Regions from separate parts of the Mus musculus genome. Here all the other regions are linked to region 2. The links are chromatin loops, found by intact Hi-C in ENCODE. Cell type or tissue: heart. All regions are shown on one strand.

Region 1 (8,000 bases), 150 kb before region 2:
AGGAGCTTCAGCCAGGACAGCTGAGTTGAACCAGCCAGCCAGAGTTCAGAAGGAACTAGGAAAGAGTAAAATTATTTAATAATAAGTCTCAGAGACTGAAAACATTTGAGGCCTAGATTAGAGTCTAGCTTCTAGGTCTAGGCCTAGGTTGGCAGATGGAGGCAGTAAGCCTCTGAGCCGACCATCACATACAGGAGAATAAAGTATACCTTACAATGTCAATCAAGGACTGGGGCTGTAGCTCATTAGCAGCTTAACAGCTGTACGGCCCTGAGTTCCACCCCCAGCACGTCAAAAAATAGCCAAATCACTCACAATTTTCTCATAAAGTGAGAAAAGAAAAAGAGGAACTGAAGAGATGAGCACTAGCTGTTCTTCCCTAGGACCAGAATTTGATTCCCAACACCGACGTGGTAGTTCACAAGTTTCTGGAACTCCAGTCCCCTCTACTGGACTCCATGGGCACCAGTCACACAAATGGTGCACAGATATATGTGCACACAAAATAACCTTACACATAAAATAATTTAAAATTTCTATAAAGAAAAGAAAAAGAGCTGGGTGGTAGTGGTACACGAGTTTAATCCAAGCAGTAGCTGGGCAGTGGAGGCGCACGCTGCCAGCACTCAGGAGGCAGAGGCAGGTGGATTTCTGAGTTTGAGGCCAGTCTGGTCTATAGAGTGAGTTTCAGGATAGCCAGGACTATATATAAAGAAACCCTGTCTCAAAAATATAAATAAATAAAAAGAAACCAAAAAAAAAAAGGAAGGAAGGAAGGAAGGAAGGAAGGAAGGAAGGAAGGAAGAAAACAAAAAGAGAATCACATTTCCGTGTATTGCAAGTATCATCAGCATAAAATAGTAGAGCCACAGAAAAAGCAGAAGAAACACATATATATGCAGAGACATACACGTTTGCGCAATCAGGACTCCTGTAAAAACCCCAAACCATAAGCCATTATAGATACACGTGCAAAGGACCTGTAAAATAGGGGGAAATTGCCCTGACTTAATATTATGAGGCAAGGAAACTCTAAAGATGGTGATCAGTTCATTTTCTGTTGGCTGTCTACTGCTGGAAATGCATCCTACCCTTAAGAGAGGTTTGTTTTCCCAGTGAAACTCTCTTGGAGAAAGTTAAAATTTTCATTTGTGTGGGCTGGAGAGATGGCTCAGTGGTTAAGAGCACTGACTGCTCTTCCAGAGGTCCGGAGTTGAATTCCCAGCAATCACATGGTGGCTCACAACCATCTGCAATGGGATTTGATGCCCTCTTCTGGTGTGTCTGAAGACAGCAACAGTGTACTCACATAAATAAGATAAATAAATAAATCTTTTTTTAAAAATCTGTTTGCATGTGGTTATCACCTGGATACTGCTTCTGGGTTAAGGATGAGGGCATGCGGCCACTTCTTTCAGCTCTCGGACCCCACCTGGTGCAGACCCATGTAGGCCCTGTGCGTGATGCCTCAGTCTCTGTGACTTCATATGAACTTTGCTCATGTTGATTTGGAGGGCCTTGTTTTCTTGGTGTCCTCCATCCTCTCTGGCTCTTAAGCTCTTTCTGTCTCCATTTCTCCAGGGTCCCCTGAACCCTGGTAGGAAAGAGGAAAGAACTGGGATGCTAAGGCTGAGGCTCTGAACCGTGCAGAGCTTTGCTGAGACCAGAAAGCTGATTCTTCCTTTCTAGTAACAGTAAGCAACTGGGAGCCAACAGTGTTATGGTCAAAGGCTCTGAAAAGCATCCAGGCTATGCTTTGGAGTGTCAACATAACAGGGGGTGTGGGTCTGGTCCTTTCCCAGCTGCAGCTCAGCAATATGCTTCATTCTTCTGTACCTTCCATGCAGCGTTTTCACAGGGATAGGTCTGAGGCCGGGGAATGCATGCAAGTCCCCTCCTTCTGCCTTCTGTTCATGGTGTGAAGTGACGTAGCAGTGAGAGCAGAAGGCAGACCATTATGGTTGGTTGCTCATTATCCCAAGCCCAGAAGCAGAATTGGCGGTGTCACCTGCAACAACCGTCAGACAGCCTCAGGGTTATGAGGAGCAAATGCCGTTTCACCAGCAACTGTCAGTGGAGCAGAGTTTTAGAGAGCTAGAGATCCCTGCTCAACTACAGCGATAGGGACAGTTTGCTTAGCTTATGGGAACCACTGTTATCTTGGTCGCAGCTGTTGCCTCTCCTTGGTAGACAGCTCTTTACCGTGCTCCTGGGGTAGTGTGTACAGTAAGTGATTCCAGAGCAACTCCGGGCCCAATCGTAGGAGTATTGAAATCTAAGATCTGTCAGGGTCACTCTCAGTGATCAGAGAATGCAGATACAGGAAGTAGTGTTAAATAGGTCACTCCGCAGTCCCCAGAGTAACAGTCCAAGGCAAAGGCTTTTCCAGAAGCCTCTACAACCAAACACTAAAACAATTGGAGAAGTAATTTCCAGGCTGGTTGTATAAGCTGTTACTTCCTTCTAGAAGAAGGAATGCACATATATGTTAGAGTACAAAACCAACCAGCTCAAGGGTAGTAAGAGGAAGCCCAAATGAGAGTTGTTGCAAAGTACCATTTCCTATTAGAAGCTCTTAACTTGCTCCCACTTACCATCCTTCTCCTCACATGAGAGAACCAGCCAGGACCGGAGATGTGGCTCCACAGTTAAGGGCACATGCTGTCCTTACAGACTCTAGCACCACATGGTGGCTTGCAACTACCCATAGCTCCAGTTCTAGGAGACCAGAAACTGCATGATCTCTGGGGACTCTAGGCCTGTACATGGTGCTTCTACAGATATATAGATAAAACACTTATTAAATAATGAAATGAATAAATAAAAAAGCCCTAACAAGTACAAGGCAAGTACCGAGGAACCCATAGCAGCTGCTTCTGGAGTTCAGAACGATTGCCACCACACCTGTGCTGAGCTAGTTTAGCCTCAGAGCAAACCTGTTTTGCCTCAGAGCAGACTGGGCTCAGAACAAGGCTACAGCTGCCTGCCTCTAAGCAGGACTGTTACCTCACTAGAAAGAGCCACAAGGAGCCCTAGCTGCAATGTCTTACACACTACCATGAGCAACACTACATACACTTTAACGGGTAGGGCCAGACTTTTCAGGGCCTGATGCCTAGAGACTTAGAATGTCTTATGCAGAAAGCCAGCCCAGAAAAGAAAGAACTCACGCTATAAAGTTCGTTTCTCACCTAAGACCCAATGAGATAGATGGCCACCTACTTATCCAGAGATGAGTCCCACGTAAGTGCTCTGTCTGACAAGGCCTTGCATTTTCCTCTTGACTGCTATAAAAGAGCTTGCCCTCCCACAAGGCATGATCCTTTCTCTAGGAGTTTGCCCACTGTCTTTTGCCATGTGTTTCAATAAGTGCTCTCTTTGTTCTCATTTCTGGTAAAGGAACTTACCACATCATAACCCGACTTTCATAGACTTTTCACACTCAGCATTGTGGTGAGTCCCCCATAAGGACTTTCCTTGCCTTTCTTGGTCATATAAAATATTATTTTATCGCTGGTATGTGAACATGTGTGGGTCTCCCCTTTCTTCAAGGGTCACTGGCCATGGCCCATGAAGGTGAGGGGAGTAGAGCCAAAGAACAGTGTTGGACAGAATGACAGACTTCCAGGATCAGCTCCAGAGAGGCAGCTAAACCTCAAGGGGTGAGAGGAATATATGGAATATACAGGAAGAGGGCAACAGCTAGGGGATTGCCTGATGTTCACAGTATGCTTCAGTCTGCATTAGTCAGCAGTCCTATTATCTCGGTAGGCGCACTAACACCTAATTACATGAACAGCTGGGGGGAAAGCATTTTGCAGGGAATTGTGCCAAAGGTCATGCTTAAGATAAGCCAGGCAGCTGTGCTCAGAAACCTCTTCCAAATAAGGTCAGGCAGAGAGTGGAAAGCCCTGCTGGGGGAAGGGAGTCTTCCATTTTGTGCTGAGTTCAGAGAGCTGTCCAGAAATGGTGGACTGCAACAAACATGGGCCCTCCATCACACATGGATTGTGTCTTTCTGGAGGCCAGAGGACAACTTTCATGAGTTGGTTCTCTTTCCATCCTGAGTTCCAATGTTTGGACTCAGGTTGTCACAGTCTGTAGGGGCAAGCATCTTTCTCCTTGAGCCATTTTTTGCAAGCACTCTGTTGGTTATTTCTTACTTAGGTGCCTAAGGAGTCTAGCTATCAGAATAGTTTACAGATAGACAAAGACTTCTGTCTGGGTCTATATTTTAGTATGGCCTGAAGACTGCTACATTGTAATCTTGATCTGGGCATCACCCTCCAGAGTACAGCATAAGGGTTCCTTCTGACCCCTTGCATTAAGCCTTGCTTTCAGCCTCCAACTGAAGGACAATAAGTGCTGATGGCCAAGAACACTTTGATAAATCTTGAACTAAAGGCAGTGGCAGTGGGAAAAGGGAGACCATCACCACAGCCTTTAAGAGTAAGGAGGTTTGTCTTCCTTCTGGATTGAGATCCTCAATTTCAACATGTGGGGTGACCAGCACCCTACCCTAGTCCAGAATGAATGAACATAGATGTCGAGGACCCCTTCCTCATTTTCCTCATTATCCTCTCCCTTCGTCCCCATTTTTGCATTTTCTGCTGCCATTTTCTGGAGTGGGAGGGAACAGAATTGTGTGGCAAATGGTGTTTGAATTCTCATTTCCACCCACCCCTGGCCAGTGGGTGCAGGGAACCTGGATGGGCCTTCTCAAAGAGCACCCAGTGCTACCAACTGCTGAGCCATCTCTCCAGCTGCTCCCCAACAAAAAACAGGGCAGGAGGAGGAGGAGGAGGAGGAGGGAAAAAAACAAGAAACAAGAAGAAAAAGAACAAGAAAAGTGGGCAGTGGTTCCCAACCTGAGGGTTGTGACCCCTTTGGGGGGGAGTCACATATCAGATATTCTGTGTATCATATATATTTACATTACAATTCATGACAGTAGCAAAATTGCAGTTATGAAGTATCAATGAAAGCAATTTTATGTTTGGGGTGACCATAACATTAGGGTCACAACATTAGGAAGGTTGAGAGCCGCTGCTTTGGGGTCTATTCATTAATTTAGATTAGTTTCTCAGAATATATGCCAGGGGTAAATCAGAGGGACTAGAGGGTTCATGATCCATTGTGAGGCAGCAAGGTGCAACATCAACTCAAGAGGCATTCCTCGGAACTAACAGAATCTCTGTCCACAAAAATCCTGACTCTATCACTCTATGCTCCAGCATTCCCAGAGAAGAGAAAGTCTATTGACTTACAGAAGTGAAACTGAGTCTTTCTGGAATCAAAGCCACCCAGTTGATCAGGGGAGAGGAAAATAAGGCGGGGTTCCTCACCACACATGCTCATTCATTCTGGACTAGATGTGGTGCTGGTCATGCCACGTGCTGAAATTGAGGTACCCAGGAGGAAGACAAAGCTTACTCTTAAAGGCTGTAGTGTATGTAGCTCACAACTATCTATGACTTCAGTCCCAGGAAAGCCCATGCCCTCTTCTGGCCTTTGTGAGCACTGTACATACATGGTGTAGAGACATAAATGCAGGCAAAATACCTAAACATATTTTAAAAATCTTAAAATATAATGTTTGTATTTATTTTATGAGAATTTTGTATTTTATAGAATGTATTTTTGATCATATCTATTCCCTCTACCCCCAGCTCTTCCCAGAACCCTAATATATTTATCCTCTAGATTCCATATCTTTTAAAACTTATTTTAAATAACTCAATTAGTGTTATGCATGTGCATATTGGTGTGTGGACATCCACTGGAGCATGGGCAACCTACCAGTAGCAACACCGCCAAAGAAAAATGATTCTCCCTTCCCTAGAAGCCATCAAGTGCCAGATAGAGATGGTGTCTTGTGAGTCCTTCTGTACTGGAATTTTTGACTGGCTTCATCTTGTGCTGGTCTTGTGTAATTAATTGCGGTTGCTATGAGCTCATGAGTGCCATAGCCATAACAGCATTTCACAGCACTCTTCCCCATCTTCCAGCTCTTTTTTTTTTTCTGCAATGTTTCCTGAACTTCGAAGTGGAAAGTTCATATAGATATTTTATTACTGACTGAACACTTATGGCCACTTATTCTCATAATTTTGACCAGTTATCAACCTCTGCATTAACCTCTGCTCACTGCAAAAGGAAGCTTCCCTGATTAAGATTGAGAGCAGCACAAATGTATTAGCACAACCATAAATATTTAGGAGGTAGCATAACAACCTGATCATTTAACAAAACAATAATAGCACCCCTTTAGGGACCTTGACCTCTCATGGGATCTTGAATATTTTTATAGTACTAGGCATGAATCTCCTCCTGTGGGGCAGGCCTTAAATCTAGTGAGAAAGTGGTTGGTTACTCCTATAACAGTCATACTGCTATTGCATCAGCGGTCATATCTTACCTGGCAGGTTGATATTGTAGAATGCAGGGTCCAGTGCTGATCACAAACCACTGATGCCTTTTCTTTCAAAATGGCCTGCATATCGTCTTCCAGCAGTATGAGAGTCAACCAGTAGGGAGGAGTTTAGTGGTCATTCCAGATTGATTTCATTTGGCCTTGCAACTAAGGTGTGTGGTGTCTTCATCAATAAGGCCTTGCCATCTAGTTATGGTGTGAAACTAAAAGTCATGGTAATGGTCTGGGTAGTTTTAAGGGCCTCTGGAGATTTTCATTTAATAAACCGTGTCTTAGGCATGGTGTTGCACACTTTTAATCTCAACACTCAGAAGGTGAGGCAGACAGATCTCTGAGAGTTTGAGGCCAGCCTACAAACCAAGCTTCCAGGATAGCCACGGCTGTTAAACAGAGGAACCCTGTCTCAAAAAATCCACCTATACATGGTTCAACCTCCTTTAAAACATTATAGTTCTGAATTAGCTTACGAACGAGTGTTTTCCCTGAGACTTTTCTTTCTCACACATCCCTCTCATCACTCCTACCTCCCCACTTGTTTTCTTTTACAACAAAATTTGGCTCTTGTACCTGCCACCAGATCAGGAATGCTGACCACTCAAAGGCAACTTTCCCCCTGCCTCTACTCTTTCCCCTCTACTCGTGGAACATTTTTGAGTGACTCCTCCCTACCCTGGCACACTCTCCCCCTCACAAACTCACTTTATTTCAGGACATTTTTATAATTTATGTCTTGATTTCTTCTTTGATCCATTCGGTAAAGAGGGTTTCTTTTGTTGTTGTTGTTGTTTGTTTGTTTGTTTTTGTGACCCATTGAGGTTAATTAGGATTGCTTGCATGAGCATAGGTGGAGGTTGTTTATTGGAGCATGGGCAACTTACCAGTGGCTACAGCACTGCTGTCTTCTCTCAATAACCATTAACTGCCAATAGCTCTTCAGAGATGTAGGGTCTAATTAACCTCTCCCTCATGCTAGGGACCTTCTGATTTTGGCAGCTAATCAGAAGACAGATTTTGAGACAATGAGATTCCCTTCAAAGACCCATATATCCACATTGGCCTGCCTCTACCAGTGCCCTACCTCCTACCATATCCCAGTAACATCATCACATGATGATCCATCACTGAAGTAATTCATTGCTTACATCAGGGTCCTTAGGATCAAATCAGCTAACTTTCAAAGATTGCTTCTCCCAGTTGAGGAACAAGGTTTCAACACAGGAACCTTTGGTTTCATTTTCTGCCTAAAACACCAGCAGAGAAACAGCTGAAAAACCCTGGGCCTGGAGTGGAAGGATCAGTCTTCCGAAACATAAGGAAATGTTTTCATTTTCTTTTTTGAGACCATCCATCATGTATCCCTAATTAGTTTGGTATTCATTATGTAGTCCAGGCTAGCCTCAGATTCCCAGCAATCTTCCTGCCTCAACATCCTGGTCCTGAGAGTATAAGCATGTTCTACCATGTGTGGAATGAAGAACTTGATCTATGGCTTTAACTAGAGCCTGATACCTGTTGGAGACTTTCCAAAAGATCTCTTGAAGCTGTGTATAGATCCCATAGGGCTAAA
Region 2 (8,000 bases):
TTTTTAAATTTATTTTTATTTAATGTATATGAGTACACGGTCTCTATCTTCATGCACACCAGAAGAGGGCATCAGATTTCATTACAGATGGTTGTGAGCCACCATGTGGTTGCTGGGAATTGAACTCAGGACCTCTGGAAGAGCAGTTGGTGCTTTTAACCACTGAGCCATTTCTCCAGCCCCCAGAAATATATTTTTTAATTATATTGTGTTTTTTCAGATTTATTTTATTTATTTATTTATTTATTTATTTATTTATTACATATATGAGTGTTCTGCCTTCAAGCATACAAGAGGGAATCAGATCTCACTACAGATGTTGTGAGCCACCATGTGAGTGCTGGGAATTGAACTCAGAACCTCTGGAAGAGCAACCAATGCTCTTACCCACTGAGCCATCTCTCCAGCCCCTATACCTTCTTCTTGCCAGATCCTTTTTCTTCAGGGCAAATCAGGACTCCTAGGTACCCACAAGAACACGCATGTCCTCATGTTCAGAAAAACAGCACTTTGGAGTTCTTACCTCCCCTTTTCCAAGTCTAGCAGATTGGATCAGACAAGTTTTTCCCAATGACTCAGCAAAGAGGCACTTTTGATTATAGGAGCCTTGCTTCTGTTGTCTATGGAAAGACCTACAGAAAGGACAAAAATGGAGCACGGGGAGTCACAAAACAGAAAACTTAAAACAATAGTAAATTATCTGTAATGATCACCTGCTAGCACCCTTTTATTCATTACTTCTAACCATCCAACCCCACCCCACAAACCTGAAAATGCTTTAATTTTCTTAGCTACAGTAAACTAGAACAATACAAATTTGTAAATCAGCTACACGTCCCCACTTTATAAAGGTATTGGGATAAGGGGTAGGTAGCTCAGTGGTAGAATGCTTGCTTAGCATAGGCAAAGCTCTGGGTTCAATTTTCAACACCAAAAATTATGGCTAGGATACAGCCAGATGGGTATCACTGGACACCCACCTCTCATTTAGAAAAATGAGGCAAGTAAAGATCACAGTAAATTAAGCCGGGCGTGGTGGCACACGTCTTTAATCCCAGCACTCGGGAGGCAGAGGCAGGCGGATTTCTGAGTTCGAGGCCAGCCTGGTCTACAAAGTGAATTCCAGGACAGCCAGGGCTATACAGAGAAACCCGGTCTCAAAAAAAAAAAAAAAAATCACAGTAAATTATCCCCTAATAAGAAATTATCTTAATATAAATCAGCATATTCTATTTTCTTCAGCTCCTGTTTTTTCTAAGCTCCATGAAGAGGTACATACATTATGTCCCATGATAATATTCAACCTCATTTTTAGCCTTCCTCTCTGCATCCATGATCAAAGCTTCTAAGAGCTCTCTAATGTCACGTTTCCATAAACACCTGATAGTTCCTGATTCCCTCAACACCCTCAAAAATATGATTAGTTTCAGCTAAACTTCAAAGTTAAAAAAAAAAACAGGAGATGGCTTTGTATCGCTTAGAGAACATTTGTTATGGTTGGTAGAACATAAGAAAGGGATAAAATAAGCAGTATAAAAAGGAGATGGCCATACAAAATCTATAAGTCTTCAACATCCTTGTACTTTAGCTTTTACTAACTCTTATCACTCGGGTATGATAACTGCCCCTGCATTATTAGGTGTGATGATACTGAGAATCTCCTCTACAGGCCAGAAAGTGGTTCGCAAATGTTCCAAAAGCTTGTGTGTCCTGAAAACAGCCTCCAAGTCATTCCTGGGTACTTCCTTTTGAACTGCCCATGACCAAGATTCATATCCCAGTGCCATGGCTTGATTCAGAAAAGAAGAAAGAGTGTGGATCCTGGAGTTAGAACACTGTAACCTGTATTAGTTGCTAACTGAAAAAATTGTGAGGAATAATATTGTATTTTAAAGTATTTTAAAGCAACAGTATTGGAATAAGAGCTCTTCTCTAGTGAACAGAGGTGTACAGAACACATGTGAAAGAAAGGTGACAATGATGGTAACTAATGTCGAGAGCTTAATATGAATTGGGCACTCTTCAATTGAATATGAACAGCATCCCCCTCCCAACTTCTGTAATCCTTGACGGGAGAGTTTATCCTCTAATAACTCAAGTATTTGAAGTCAGAGCTCATCTAAAATAAAAAAAGAAAATGTTAGTTATGGAAGTAGAACACTCTTAAGGTTAAACAAAAAAAGAAAAAAATCTATTTTTACTTATCCAGAATCATCAGATAATATGTAAGAGCCACACTATTTAAAGGGTACAAAGGCTAGGCTCTATATTCCTACCATTACAGATGTTATAGAAATATTAAACTAAGTAAAATACAATGCTTTGTTCAAGTGGACTCTGCTGTGCTCTGCTCTCCACCCCCACTCTCCACCCTCCAGGCTGAGGAGAAATGGCTGCAGGCAAGGTATTTAAGAGAAGCACTCTGGGAAAGAAGATTCTGGTTAGGTGCACTAGGCAACGAGGTTGTGCAACCAGTTTCTACCTATTTTGTTTTTCATTACTTTTCAGAGTTTTGAGAGGAGCAGTTATCTTTATCTGACTGAACGCAGGGAATGAGGTCACCTTTTCCTCTAGGACACTGAAATCTCTGTCACCATGGTTTTTATTTCTTATACAATCAAACTGTGGCGGGTGGAGGGTGAGGTTCTCATCCTCAGCCTTACAGTTAAGTGCATCTCACAAGGCGGGGTTGGTCGACCCTTGTGCACATCTTTCCTTGTGACTCAACGCCAGTGGAGTGGTCAAACAAGTTTCTTGTGAAAGCCCTACAAGGTACGTATGTCCTAGGGCTGCAAAGAGATAAACTCTTAAGTGTATCTTCACATGCCACCATTAAGGACACTCACTAAAGAGTCCCCCCCCCCCACACTTTCTTCCCACCCCACTTTCTTCCTTACAAATAATGAACGCTGTTTGCCCTGTGTAATTTAAAGCCCAATTCCACCAAAACTCTGCTCCGAAAAGCAGGAGGAAAAGGCTGGGAGGATTAAAAAAATAAAATAAAATAAAATCGATGTGGCTCCCTCAGAGGAGCTGGAGAAAAGTTAACAACTATGCCCGGTGGCAGAAAAATCTCCCCTTAATTGGCATATCCCTGGCGATTTTCCCACCCCTAGACCTCAGGGCGATTGCGGGCTTCGAACACTCACTGCGTCCTAACAATGACTGGAGAAAGGAAAGTTCGAGGACGGAAGGGCACCCGCACTCCCACTAGGTTGGCATTTCAGCTCTCAGAGTGCCTGGTTGCTCCCCACACTGCCCGTCTTGCCCTCTCCGGACCCTCAGTATCTTCCCGCTCCGCAAGGCTCAAACAGCCAGGGTGCGCCCTCTCGCTGCTCGGACCCGGCAGCCACAGGCAGCAGAAAGAGCATGCCCTCTAGCCCCGAGGTCTGGCCCCAAGAGTCCCTGATAGCACAGGACAAGCACGGAAAGGGGCACCCGGAGGGGACTCCGAAGGGAACGGCCGCCACAGTTATGGCGCTCAACGCCTCCGGAGGTGTCCGGGAGGCTGTAGCCCAGCTCGTGTGTCCGTGTCCGCGCGCCCCCCCCCAACCCCCCGCCCGGGCCACCGGGCACAGCGCGCCACCAGCAGCGGGGCGACTGGGCACTTTACCTCAGCCCACACACGCTCTGTGTTCCGGGGCTCTCGGGGGGACCCCGGGGCAACCGCTACGTGGAGCTGGAGCGACCCCGAGGGTGGCAAGGCCGGGACCCCAAGCTCCACGCCGCTCGCGTCCCACTCCTCGAGGCCGCCACTCCCGCCACTAAACCCGCACTACGCCCACAACCTCGCTGGTGCCGAGGCCACCCTCGAGAGCGCCTACCTCCGGCGCAGCGTCTCGCTCCGCTCCTTCCTCGCCGCACACTGAGGGCCCCCTCAACGTGCCGGGCGAGTCTGGCTAGGGTGGTAACCGCCCCCTAGCCGCCTGCTTTCTTCTCTTCCCTCCCTCGCACCTGCCCCCTAATCTCACCCCGCCCTCCTGGCCGGGCCTTCCGAGGAGCCGAGGGGGCCGCCCCCTAGCGCTCTGCTCCCGCCCCCGGCCCTGGCCGCCTGGCCCTTCAGGCCTCAGCTCTGGACAGGCTGCTGGGCGGCGGCGGCAGCCGAGGCGGCGCGGAGCACTATTGTATTCCTGACACTGTGCGCTCCCACGCTCCGCCTCTTCCCTTTCCTTCCTCATCACTGCAACTCCCCGCCCCACCCCCCCCCACCTCCCCCCACCCCCGCCGGCTGCGCTCGCCCTACCCGGCTGACTCCCCGCCGTCTGCTCGCCGCGCGATCTTCTGGCGGGCTGGGCGCCGTCACGAGCGCCACCGGCTTCGAGGCTCCACCCACCTCAAGCTCCCGCACGCGCGGCGCGGCGCTTCAGGTGGGTTCTCCTCCCCTCCTGCTGCGCGCGCTGCTGCCCTGAGGCGTCCCAGCCCTGCTAGGCGCTTGGGCCAGCGAGGTGCACTGGCTCCTGCTCCGGCAAAGTCCAGCCTGAGCTTTCCCACCCTCCTGACTCGATTGTAAAGTTCTACGAGTGCAATTCGTCCCTAAACTCTAAGACGACCATTATTTCTGACGTTTAGACTTGAAGCATGGATAAATAATAAAAGCCAGGAGGCAATTGACAACACATTAATCCAGTTGTGAGCAAAAATGCTTTATGATGGGGTGGGACTTCTTGATTTCTTTTTCTTTTTTTCTGATGTCGACTTAGCCTACAGCTCCCAGTTATTCAAACCCTCGTCCAGGTGTTCCTGGGGAGATATTTTGGTACTATAATTAAAGATCGGTTGACTTAAAAGTAGGGGTCGCCGTCTTGGATAGTTTAGGTAGGCCTATCAGAATTATTTGGAAAAAAAACTTTAAACTAGGGCTGAGACAGACAGAGAGGGTTGGATAGAGAATGTAAAACTGGTGTACAGAGCGAGTTCCACTACAGCCAGGGTTATACAGAGAAACACAAACAAACAAGAAAAAGTTCACCATGAATGCCTGCTTTGGTCTATTCTATGCCCCTGCGTTCCAGCTCCCTGGTCATCTGCCCTGCAACTTTTTGTTTTGCTTAGCCATTGTCACAATTATGGAAGACAATAGCGTCAAATAAATAAGGGAGACATGATGTATAGTAGTAATATATAAAACAAGTGTACATAATTTACTACTGGTTCCTGGACCTTTGAAATACAGATGCTTGAAAACAACTTTTTTTAATTTACCTTGCTAGAATTGAAAATGCATCATTCACAATTATGATGAATTAATATAGTTATTTTCACTTATATTTCTAGGTTTAAACAGAAATGTGAGCTCTTGTATTTTGTCTGTTTTTCATATTGTAGATATGATTCTACTTTATTTTATGTAAGTCTATGAGTGGTAAAATATTTAGTCCACAATTACTGTTACAGTTGAATTATTTAAAAATAAAAATTCATGTGGGCAGTGGTGGCACACGCCTTTAATCCCAGCACTTGGGAGGCAGAGGCAGGCAGATTTCTGAGTTCGAGGCCAGCCTGGTCTACAGAGTGAGTTCCAGGACAGCCAGGGCTACACAGAGAAACCCTATCTCAGAAAACCAAAAAATAAAACAATAAAAAAAATAATAAAAATTCCACAGTCATAAAAATTCAAAGGGGTCCCATGCATCTTTCTAAGTACTTCTCAAGTTTTCTCCCAATAGTAACCTTATATAACTATATCAAAACCAAGATAGTGGCACTTGTCCAATCTGAAAAGCTCATTCAAATTTCATCAACTTCACAAGCATCCATTTCTGAGTCTGAATATATAAGTTCTACACAATTGTATCACCTGTGAGTTTCCTATGACCAACACAACAGCTCAAAGATTCCCCCTGGTACCCTTTATTAACATTCACATTTTAAGAGTTTGTCCATTGAAGGATATTTGGGCTGTTTACAACAAACTTTGCCTCCTAGGCCATGGAGATAGCTCAGTAGGTAAAAGCACTAGCAACCAAGCCTGATGACTTGATTTTGGTCCCTTAAGTTTGGAAAGAAAGAAATGAGTCTTGAAAACTGTCCACATAGGTCACACGCAGACACAGACAGACACACACACACACAGACACACACACACACATGTACGGGCACCTTTTTGGTGATATGTCTGCTCATGTTTTTTGGACATTTTCTAATTGGATTATTTCTTACTATTAAATTTGAAGATTATAATAAACAAGTCCTCAGTATGTAAATAATCAGAAAATGGATTTCCCATACACAGCTATCTTTTCATTTATTTGACAAGACATTTTTGCAGAGATCCAGTTTATCCAATTTTGCATTTATGTGTAGTGCTTTTGGTGTCATATCTAAAACATCTTCACCTGGTTTCACATGCCCTCTCTCATGTTTCCTCTAAAAAGTGTTATAGTTTTTATTTATTTATTTATTTATTTATTTATTTATTTTTAAAGATTTATTTATTATTATATGTAAGTACACTGTAGCTGTCTTCAGACACACCAGAAGAGGGAGTCAGATCTTGTTACGGATGGTTGTGAGCCACCATGTGGTTGCTGGGATTTGAACTCTGGACCTTCGGAAGAGCAGTCAGGTGCTCTTACCCACTGAGCCATCTCACCAGCCCTAGTTTTTATTTTTTAAGTCGGTGGTTTACTTTGAATTATTTTTGTTATAAACTTGGACCTAAGATAGAAATTCTTATTTTTGCCTATGAATACTTGATGACTGAAATAAAATGACTGTCTTTGCTTCATTAAATGGCTTGTGTATCTCAAAATCAATTTGGCCACGTGTATGGGGCCATTTTGGCTCTTTTGTATTCTATTTATCTACATCTCTCCTGTGAATACTAATCTTAATTGTGATAGCTATAGAGTAAGTGTGGGATCAGTCCCTTGCTTTATTCTTTTTACAGATTGTTTTGACTATCCAAGGTAATTTGCCTTTGTTGTTTTTTGTTTGTGGGTTGGTAGTTTTGTGGAGGTTTTGTTGGTGGTGATGGTGGTGGTGCTGCTGCTGGTTTTATTTTGTTTTTGTTTTTTGTTTTTTTTGGGGGGGGTGGTTATTTTTTGGGTTTTCGAGACAGGGTTTCTCTGTGTAGCCCTGGCTGTCCTGGAACTCACTCTGTAGACCAGGCTGGGCTCAAACTCAGAAATCTGCCTGCCTCTGCCTCCCAAGTGCTGGGATTAAAGGCATGCGCCACCATGGCTGGCTTTGTTTCGTTTTTATTGAAGCAGGGTCTTATTATGTTGCTCTGACTGCCCTGTGACTCACAAGAGACTCACCTGCCTCAGTTTCGCAAGTGTTGGAATTAAAGGCATGCACCACCACACCTGGCTGGTAATTTGTCTTTTCATATACCTTTTGTAATGGACTTCTTTTGTATTTTTTTTTAAAAAAAACTTTGATGAAATTTTAAGAGAAATTACATCAAACCTTATATCTCTATAATATATAAGATATAATAATTTCCATATGTGTTTGGGAAAAACTGACATCTTCCCAACATTCTGTTCTAATCCTTCAACTTGATAATTCCCATCCGTCCATTTAGTGATAATCTTTGGCTTCTTTATTGGCACTGTGGAATTGTCAGTGTATAGATCCTATGCAAGTTTTGTTAAGCATGTAACTAAGCACATCATTTCCTTTGGAGTGCTTAAAACTGGTAATGCGTTTAAATTCCAGCAGTATATTAATTGTTGACTGTCAGTATAACATAGGAATATAACTGATGCTTGTGTGTGCTGATCTGAATATCTTGTCACATACTGAACTCAATTATTGGTTCAATGAATCTTTTGGCAGGTACTTTGGAAATTCTATGTAGAGAACTGTCGTTGAGGCACTTTCCACCAAGCCTGAAGTGAATAAATATAATGTAAAAGAAAGAATGAAGCTTGTGTTGTGTGGGAGTAGAGATGGTTTTATCTCCTTTCTAATCATGTGCTTTTTATTCCTTTTTCTTGCCTGATTGCACTGACCGCAGCATTTGAATTATGTGGAATGAAAGTAATAGAAGACAA
Region 3 (8,000 bases), 60 kb before region 2:
CTCCAGGGTATTGATATAGCCAGGTTCTGCAGACTCTGGGCTGGAGCAACGGATATATTTCCGGGGCCGGACAAAAAGCATCTCCTTTACTTTTTCAGATATAATCCTAGAAAAGCAAACATTGGCAACAATCAACAAAATGACAGATTTCAGGTGCTGACAGGATACACCAAACGACTTTGGTCATTCTGGGGAGCATGCTCTGCTTTGTACTTTGGGAGATATGGCAGATCCCTTTCTGCAAATTCAGTTTCATCATCTTCTGTGAACTTATTGAATGATAATGATATGCTTCATTTACCTCCACATATCTGAGACCCTACTACCATTTATTCTAAGAAGTGTAAATGTATTGTGTGTTCTTGGTCCAACAGTCACCAAGTATATTTAGAAGGAAAAAAATCTGGTAATAAGTATTATCTTCACAAAGGTAGCATTAATATGCCTCAGGAAAACCCATGATTTTCTTCCATAGATAGTAGTGCAAAGTACAGGTTTTAGATATATACAAGCATAATTTTGGGGCCTTTTTTGCCATTAATTTGTCAAGTGGTCTTGAAAAATTACTTAATTTAGATAAGGTTCTGTTTTGTTGCAAAAAAAGTAGACAACAATAATAAATTAATAAAATAATACCAAACTGGTAAGATTATTATGCTTATATGAAATAAAGTATTTAGTATGATATATGATAAAATCAGGTTTTGGTAACATTAGTGATTGCTATATTCTTATTATTTTCATTATGCAATTGAGTTAAAACAAAAAGATCATAGACTTTCACAAAACCCAAGGCATTCCTAACACATATGAGAGCAGCCACAGGTCTGAGCCAGGGCAACATGATGGAATGAAAGATTCCTACTGTTGCATCAACTTTTGCAGTGAGCTTGAGAAAATCTATAGCGCTCTTGATATTCAAGAACCCAAGTCAAGAAAACCAATCAAAGGAAAAAATGAAACAAAATTCATGTCCACAACTTATTCTACAATTGATGGTTTAACAGATGAGGCATCAAAAAAAATACAACTAGGAGGAAATCTGGATTATTATTTCCTGGCAATTTTAAAGAATAGAGTTATTTAGAGGTGGTGGTGGGGAGGCTGACTCATGTTATCATAAAATAATGAAAACCATTCCTCTGGAAGGATTTGAGAGTTAATTTTAGAGTCATCATATATGTAGAAGGGTTATCAAGCATATCAATACATGTAATATATAGTTGATCATGTAAGTGTAGAGAGCATATTTATTTTCTTCTAAGCATTCTTTCCAAAGCCCATGATTCCAAATAGTTAATTTTGAATAAAGTTACTGAAAAGGAAAAACACATGCTCTCCAGAGACTTCAAGATCAAATATACTGCACCTTTTTGGTACATGGCCTTACAAAGCAATTATAGAATATTTGATTTTCCCCCCAAGATATGTCTTTTTCTTTAAAAAAAAAAGACATTATAGCTAATGATTCATCTCAAGTACTTGAAATTATACAAGGAAAATGTACATTATAATCTTTCTTGAATGGAGGTTATGTTTAAAAAGCTTCTGGAAGAACACAAAGGAGAATACATTTATAACATCAGAGTAGGCAAAGGTATTTTAAATCAAACACAAATGTCATCAAACATAAAAGGAAAAGACTGAAAAAATACACGTACTAAAACTATGGTTATTAAAAGAGAGAAAAAAAGCAATTCATGGGGTAGATGATATTTGCAACTAAAGATAGGCAACAAAGGGCTTATATCTATAATGTATATAAAGTCTAACAAATCAATTTGGAAAAGAAAAATACTCCAATTAAAAACTAGGGGAAAGACTTAAGCAGACACTTCACAAATAAGGCTACATTATGGCAAATAAAGAATTTAAAGGGCCTCAATCTTATTAGTTATCACAGATATTTAAATCATAATCAAAATCACTGTTATCTATTAAAATGGCTAATATTTAAAAGACGGACACAAAACTAGTCTATGAAGGTCTAAGTGATGGTAAGAAGCAGAAGCAAATACACCTATTATTATGCTGCTGGCTTGGGCATGAACTGATATAAGCCACTTTATCAGCAGATGTTATAGTTATAAGGTATGTATTCAATATGAACAGACAGATGTCCTTGACCTAGCAAATCTACTCCTAGGTATATATTTAATAAAAATTCACAGACATGAAAGATAAGTAAAAAGGTTTAGTTTCTGCAATTGCTGGAAGCAACCTAAATGTCTACTGAGGGTGAATGGATAAATAAACTGTGGTATATTCACACAATGAAATATGACGTATGAGTGAAAACTTAATGAACTACTACATGCAATGGCATGGATGGATCTCACAAGCATAATGATGAACAGAACAATCCAATCTCAAATGAATACATACTATAGGGTTCTATTTGTATGAAGTTCGAAAACTGGCAAAACTGTTACCTACGGTGAGGGAGGTCAGTTACTGGCAGGGAGCAGAAGAAAGGCTTCTGGGGTGTTGGTAATGTTCTATTTCTTGATCTGAGTGGCAGTTAAATGAATATGTTTAATTCAGGAAAATTCATTCAGGTATACAATTATGCATTCTATATTTTATGAGTGTATATCATATTTCAATGCAAAGTTTAGCATAATGATAATTAGAATGGTGATATCATCTCAGTCACCTTTCATTAAATATAGTGAACTAAAGTCTGAATCTGAGGAGTGAAACAGTAACAGCAAATGCAAGAAAACGCATGGGTAAAAAGGTCAAATTAATGCAGATTCACAAGAAGTTGCTGAACTTAGAGAAAATCTGTAGGAATGTTACTTTAGGATTTTATTTTATTTTGGGTTTTATTCTGGAATTTGCTATGTAGATCATGCTCATCTCCAAGTCATAGAGCGCCTCCTGCCTCTGCTTCCTGAATACTGGAATTAAAGACATGTGCTACCATGCCTAGAGGATTTTTTTTTGAGACAGGTTCTTTTTTGTTGTTGTTGTTAGATTTTTAAAATTTATTTTTATTTATATGAGTGCACTGTGGCTGTCTTCAGAAACACCAGAAGAGGACAGGCATCAGATCCCATTACAGATGGTTGTGAGCCACCATATGGTGGCTGGGATTTGAAAATGGGTCCTCTAGAAGAGCAGTCATTGCTCTTAACCACTGAGCCATCTCTCCAGCCCTTGAGACAAGTTCTTGCTATGTTCCCTGTTTCAGCCTCCCAAGGGCTGTGTGTTAGTATCTCTAGCTTAGGCCTTTTTAGAAACAGCTTCATTTACACACACACACACACACACACACACACACACACACACACACACACACACACACTATCTGGTTATCAAAAGACACACTTAAGAGTATCTTTTTGATGGAACACAGGGCCCCCAACAGAGAAGTTACAGAAAGCACCCAAGGAGGTGAAGGGGTCTGCAACCCTATAGGTGGAACAACAATATGAACTAACCAGTACCCCCAGAGCTCGTGTCTCTAGTTGCATATGTAGCAGAAGATGGCCTAGTCGGCCATCATTGGGAAGAGAGGCCCCTTGGTATTGCAAACTTTATATGCCCCAGTACAGGGGAACGCCTGGGCCAAGAAGTGGGACTGGGTGGATAGGGGAGCAGGGCGAGGGGAGGATATAGGGAACTTTAGGGATAGCATTTGAAATTTGAAATGTATATAAAGAAAATATCTAATAAAAAATTTAAAAAAGAGTATCTTTTTGTTTTATGTGTGTATGTGACTAGTATAGCTTTAGAGCAGTGTTTCTCAACCTTTTTAACACTGAGACCATTTAATACAGTTCCATATGTGGTGACTACCAACCATAAAACTTTTTATTTGCTACATCATAACTGTAATTTTGCTATTGTCATGAATCATAAGTATCTGATATGTGACCTCTAAGGGGGATTACAACTCACAGGTTAAAAACTACTGCTTTCCTAAAGAGGAAAGCCTGAGATAATCCTTCTATGATTTTCTTTGGACATATAGAGACATATAGAGACATCATCAATGGCATCAGATCACTGACCAAAACAGCTAATGTTCACAAACCTAGAGATCTAAGTAATTCTGTCAGGACAAGGTAAGCGTAAATTTCACTTTAGACCCTTTAGTATAACTGAATGTTTCAATAGCTTTCTAAGATGATGAACTTTTGTTAAAGGACCCACAACCATAGGTCTAGGGAAAGGTTTATTCACTTGTTCTTCAGACATATATATCAGAGTGGCTGGAACAATACTAAGTCAGGTCCAAGTGGACTCTGCTGTGCCACTGAGGATTCACTGAAAATGACCTAAAGCCTCCCCAAGTGTCTTATTAACAGTAGCCACTCAGGGACTAATCTCAGTATTTGAAAGGTAGAGAATATGCTGTTTCCTAGTGAGTGTCTAGAATTATTTGTGAACAGTAGAAACTATATAAGTATCACAGTATTATACATTTTAAAAAGATTTGAAATGAGTATCTTAAAATTAGCTATTAACTAAGTCTCTCATAAAAATGTCTTTTTTTTTTTTTAGATAAGTCTCAACTCTATAAACTCACCATGAAGTCCAGGCTATCCCTGAACTCATGTTGATCCTTCTGTCTTTGCTTTCCAAGTGCTGGATTTATAGGAGTGAATCACAACCCCTGACTTCATAAATTATGTTTAGGTATACTCTCTCCAAATGCCCCTTGTTAATCTTGTTACTTTGTGATGACCTTTTCTTCCAAAGTTTCTGTGACTTAATGGATAAGACAGTTGCACTTACATGACATAATGACATTTTCTAAATTTCACATATTCTTTTACAATGTGACTCTAGTCTTCAAGTTCTAAAGATTATTTCTCCTCCCTTTCAATAGAAAGTGGCTTATGATAGTTTGAACCAGCAGAGATAATATCATGAGCACCGCAAGCTGGGTCATAAAAAGGAGTGCAGCCTTCACCTGGCTGTCAGGAAGGAACAGGTACAATTCAGAGTCTTGTGTCTTGTGCCTGGAGCCTATAAGGAATATGACTGTGCTGAATTGTCACACTATGAAGCAGTCAAGTCAAATGTAATTCTCATGTCATGCCAGTCTAAGGACACAGGCACATTTGTAAAAAGGCCTTTAAAAGGTTTCTACTCCTGATCCCCAGCTACTTACTGTGTGAGACTCAAATTTCGAGTCTAATTGCTCTGAGCTACTAAGTTTGGGAACAATTTACTGTAAACACTGAAACTTATAATGGAAACAAATACTAGGGAACATCTTTAAACTTCAAATAACATATATGAAAATGCTTTATACATTGTACACACTCAATTTCCATAATCAAAATCATGAGTGGTAGAATTCTGTAGCCTATAATGGAAAGGGAATGATGTGGAAAGTTATGCGGTAGGGGAAGTAGTTGGAGGTCCAGGAGGCCCAGATGCCCAAATACTGCAGTGAAGTTAAAAGGAAGGCTTGTGTAGACATGCATCATTAAGGGGCATTTTCCTTTCAACTTAATACATAAAATTTCTATGTACTTTGAAAGTAGAGTCAAGATCTCCTATATATAGAAATTAAATGAGTTATAGGATGATCCCAAGGATGTCTCAAAAACCTTTTTATCTCTTAGAATATTTACTGTTTAACCATTCCATGTGTATGTATGTGTATATCTATGTTGTTACTGAGAACCAAACTCAGAGCCTAGGCAAGGATTCTACCATTGTGCTACTGCCCCAGCTGCCTTGGAGTGCTCTTGATGAGTCATTTCTTATTGAAACCTAGATATCTGGGTAATTATAAAACCAGAGATCTTATTTAAACCTTTAGTTTTGGCTGGTTTCCTAGAAAACTACTATGGTTGGTCATCAGAGTTGGGGTGGAAGACAATGTCTTATTATTGCCAAGAAGCTGTAGGTTACCACTTATTCTCTATGGCAGGAATTTTCTGTGACTTATGGGGTGTGGCTGGAAGTTCTGGCTCCTACTAGACCTTCACTGATACCTCCTTCATTGAAATTAGTAAGAACGACTGAATGGCCTTGACTGACACCACTAGGGAAGGAGGAAGCATTATTTTCAGGTAAAAATGAGAATATTGTTTCCCCATTAAGTCTTCTGATACAACCCTAAACAGGCTGAATCACCACCGCAGGGTTAAGATAAAGTCTAAGCTCTTTATTGCATTTGTGCTAGAGAAGAGGGTAGAATGACAGCCCAAGGGGTGTTTCATAAAGTTTGGCTGGAGATGAACAAACTGTAAAATTTCTGATTTGATAGGCTGTCCCTTTCCCAGTCACTAGGAAGAGTAAGCTTTTCCTACTTTTTTTTTTTTTTTTTAAATCATTGGTGCTTCTCGGTTGCCACTTTCTCCAGAATCTGGGAGCAAAAAAAAAAAAAAAAAAAAAAAAAAAAAAAAAAAAAAAAGAAAATTCAGGAAACACAGCTGCGTTGTTTCAAAGGTATCAACAACAGTAGATCCTGTCACCTTCTTTTGATCTTTTAAAGAAGTTTGTGTTTTACAAGCTGCTTATGACTTTTAGTTGTACTTAATGAGAGAGAATTCATAGGGAGAAGTTTGTCTACTTACTTGTTGTACAAATGAAAGCCTGGATAAGACTGTTGACTTTAAATATGACAGTTACAGAGAGAAAAGTATGAATATATACATACACATAAATTTGACAACTTAGATAAAACAACTAACCCTTTAAAGCATCTAAGTACTAAAACTTACCAAATATGAACAAGATAACTATGAAAGATTAAATTTATAGATAAGATACCAAACAACAAAAGAGCAGTGTCTACACTTAGCATATTTTACTAGAGAATTCTATCAAACATTTAAATAAGAACTGAGGTTACAGAGATGGCTCAGCAGTTAAAAGAGTGTAACTGCTCTTGCAAAAAAAAAAATCCAAGTTTGGTTACTAGCATCCATCAGGCAGGGCAGATCACTACCACATGTTATCTTCAGCTACAAGAGATCCGATGATTCTGGCCCCCACAGGAACCTGCCTGTGTAAACACATACACTCATTCTCTCTCCCTCACATAATTAAAAATAAAAACCAATTTAAAAGAATTAACATCAATTTTATATTATCTCTTCTGAAGAGGGATAGAATGTTTCCTAATTTTCAAAATTTACTTTTTCTCTTTGATATCATTTTTATTCTTCTCTCATATATTACATCCCAACCACAGTTTCCTATCCTCCTCTACTCCTCCCAGTCTCTTTCCTCCATTTTTCCCAATCAACTCATTACTGTTTTCCTTCAGAAAAGGTCAGGCCTCCCAGGGATATAACCCAAACATGACATATCAAGGTTGCGATAAGGCTAGGAACTTCCCCTTGTATGAAGGCTGGACAAGGCAAGCCAGAAGGAGGAAAGGGTCCCAAAAGCAGACAAAAGAGTCAGAGACAGCCATGCTCCCAGTGTTCGGAGTCCCACATGAAAACCAAGCTACACAACTGTAACATACATGCAGAGGGCCTAGGTCAGACCCATGCAGTGGGTAGGTGGTTCAGTCTCTATGGCCCACTGTGATCCCAGGTTAGATGATTCTGCGGATGATGTTCTTATGGTATCCTTGTCCCCTCTGGCTCCTACAGTCTTTCCTCCCCCCCCCCCTCTTTTTTGGTTCTATTGTGGGTCTCTGAGTTCTTTAGCCTCTGGGTCCTGGGCTCCATCCTATGAGCATGGGAGATCTTTCCATCTTCTGATACCTTCAATTTCCTTCTTCAAAGACTAGAAGTTGTTTGAAGGTCTTTTACTGTCTCATACATATATACACAGACACACACATATATATACATATATATGTGTGTGTCTGTGTATATATGTGTGTGTGTGTGTGTATAAACAAACCTTGGTGCTATTTATCCCATTAACACTCCAAGGATTGAAACACCTCAGTTGATGTTTGGTATTGATGTTAAATCAGTATATAAAATATACTTTATGGAGGTTTAATTTGTGGATTAAGTAGAAAATGTCCCATGTACTACTTTAAATATTGTATCTATCTGATAGTAGCA

What was found. A loop is a pair of places that touch in the nucleus more often than their neighbours do. Peaks named below come from ENCODE experiments on the same cell type or tissue, not always from the same donor. Only the 100,000 strongest peaks of a DNase experiment are listed, where the experiment ranks them.
Region 1: it touches region 2 in a loop (1.8-fold over the local background); 2 of 42 quality-filtered maps call a loop at or near these places.
Region 3: a loop joins it to region 2, with 2.4 times the contacts of the local background. A loop is called at or near these places in 7 of 42 quality-filtered maps.

The regions. Positions count from the first base shown.
Region 1 is chrX:20,567,042-20,575,041 of GRCm38, reverse strand. No RefSeq gene overlaps it. Among named protein-coding and RNA genes, the nearest start is that of Rgn, 21 kb to the right of the region's middle. In heart, no CTCF peak of the experiment used is centred here; a DNase peak (open chromatin) is centred at 3,841; H3K27ac peaks cover 1,756 bases.
Region 2 is chrX:20,421,655-20,429,654 of GRCm38, reverse strand. It overlaps Jade3 (jade family PHD finger 3), which reads right to left and starts at 3,967. Exons shown (of 13, transcript NM_199317.2): 1 at 3,825-3,967; 2 at 524-632. In heart, CTCF peaks have their summits at 3,311 and 4,007 (motif pointing left); DNase peaks (open chromatin) are centred at 3,454 and 4,244; H3K4me3 peaks cover 2,742 bases; H3K27ac peaks cover 2,200 bases.
Region 3 is chrX:20,481,808-20,489,807 of GRCm38, reverse strand. Jade3 (jade family PHD finger 3) reads right to left here. Exons shown (of 13, transcript NM_199317.2): 7 at 1-106. Among named protein-coding and RNA genes, the nearest start is that of Jade3, 60 kb to the right of the region's middle. In heart, no CTCF peak of the experiment used is centred here; no DNase peak of the experiment used is centred here.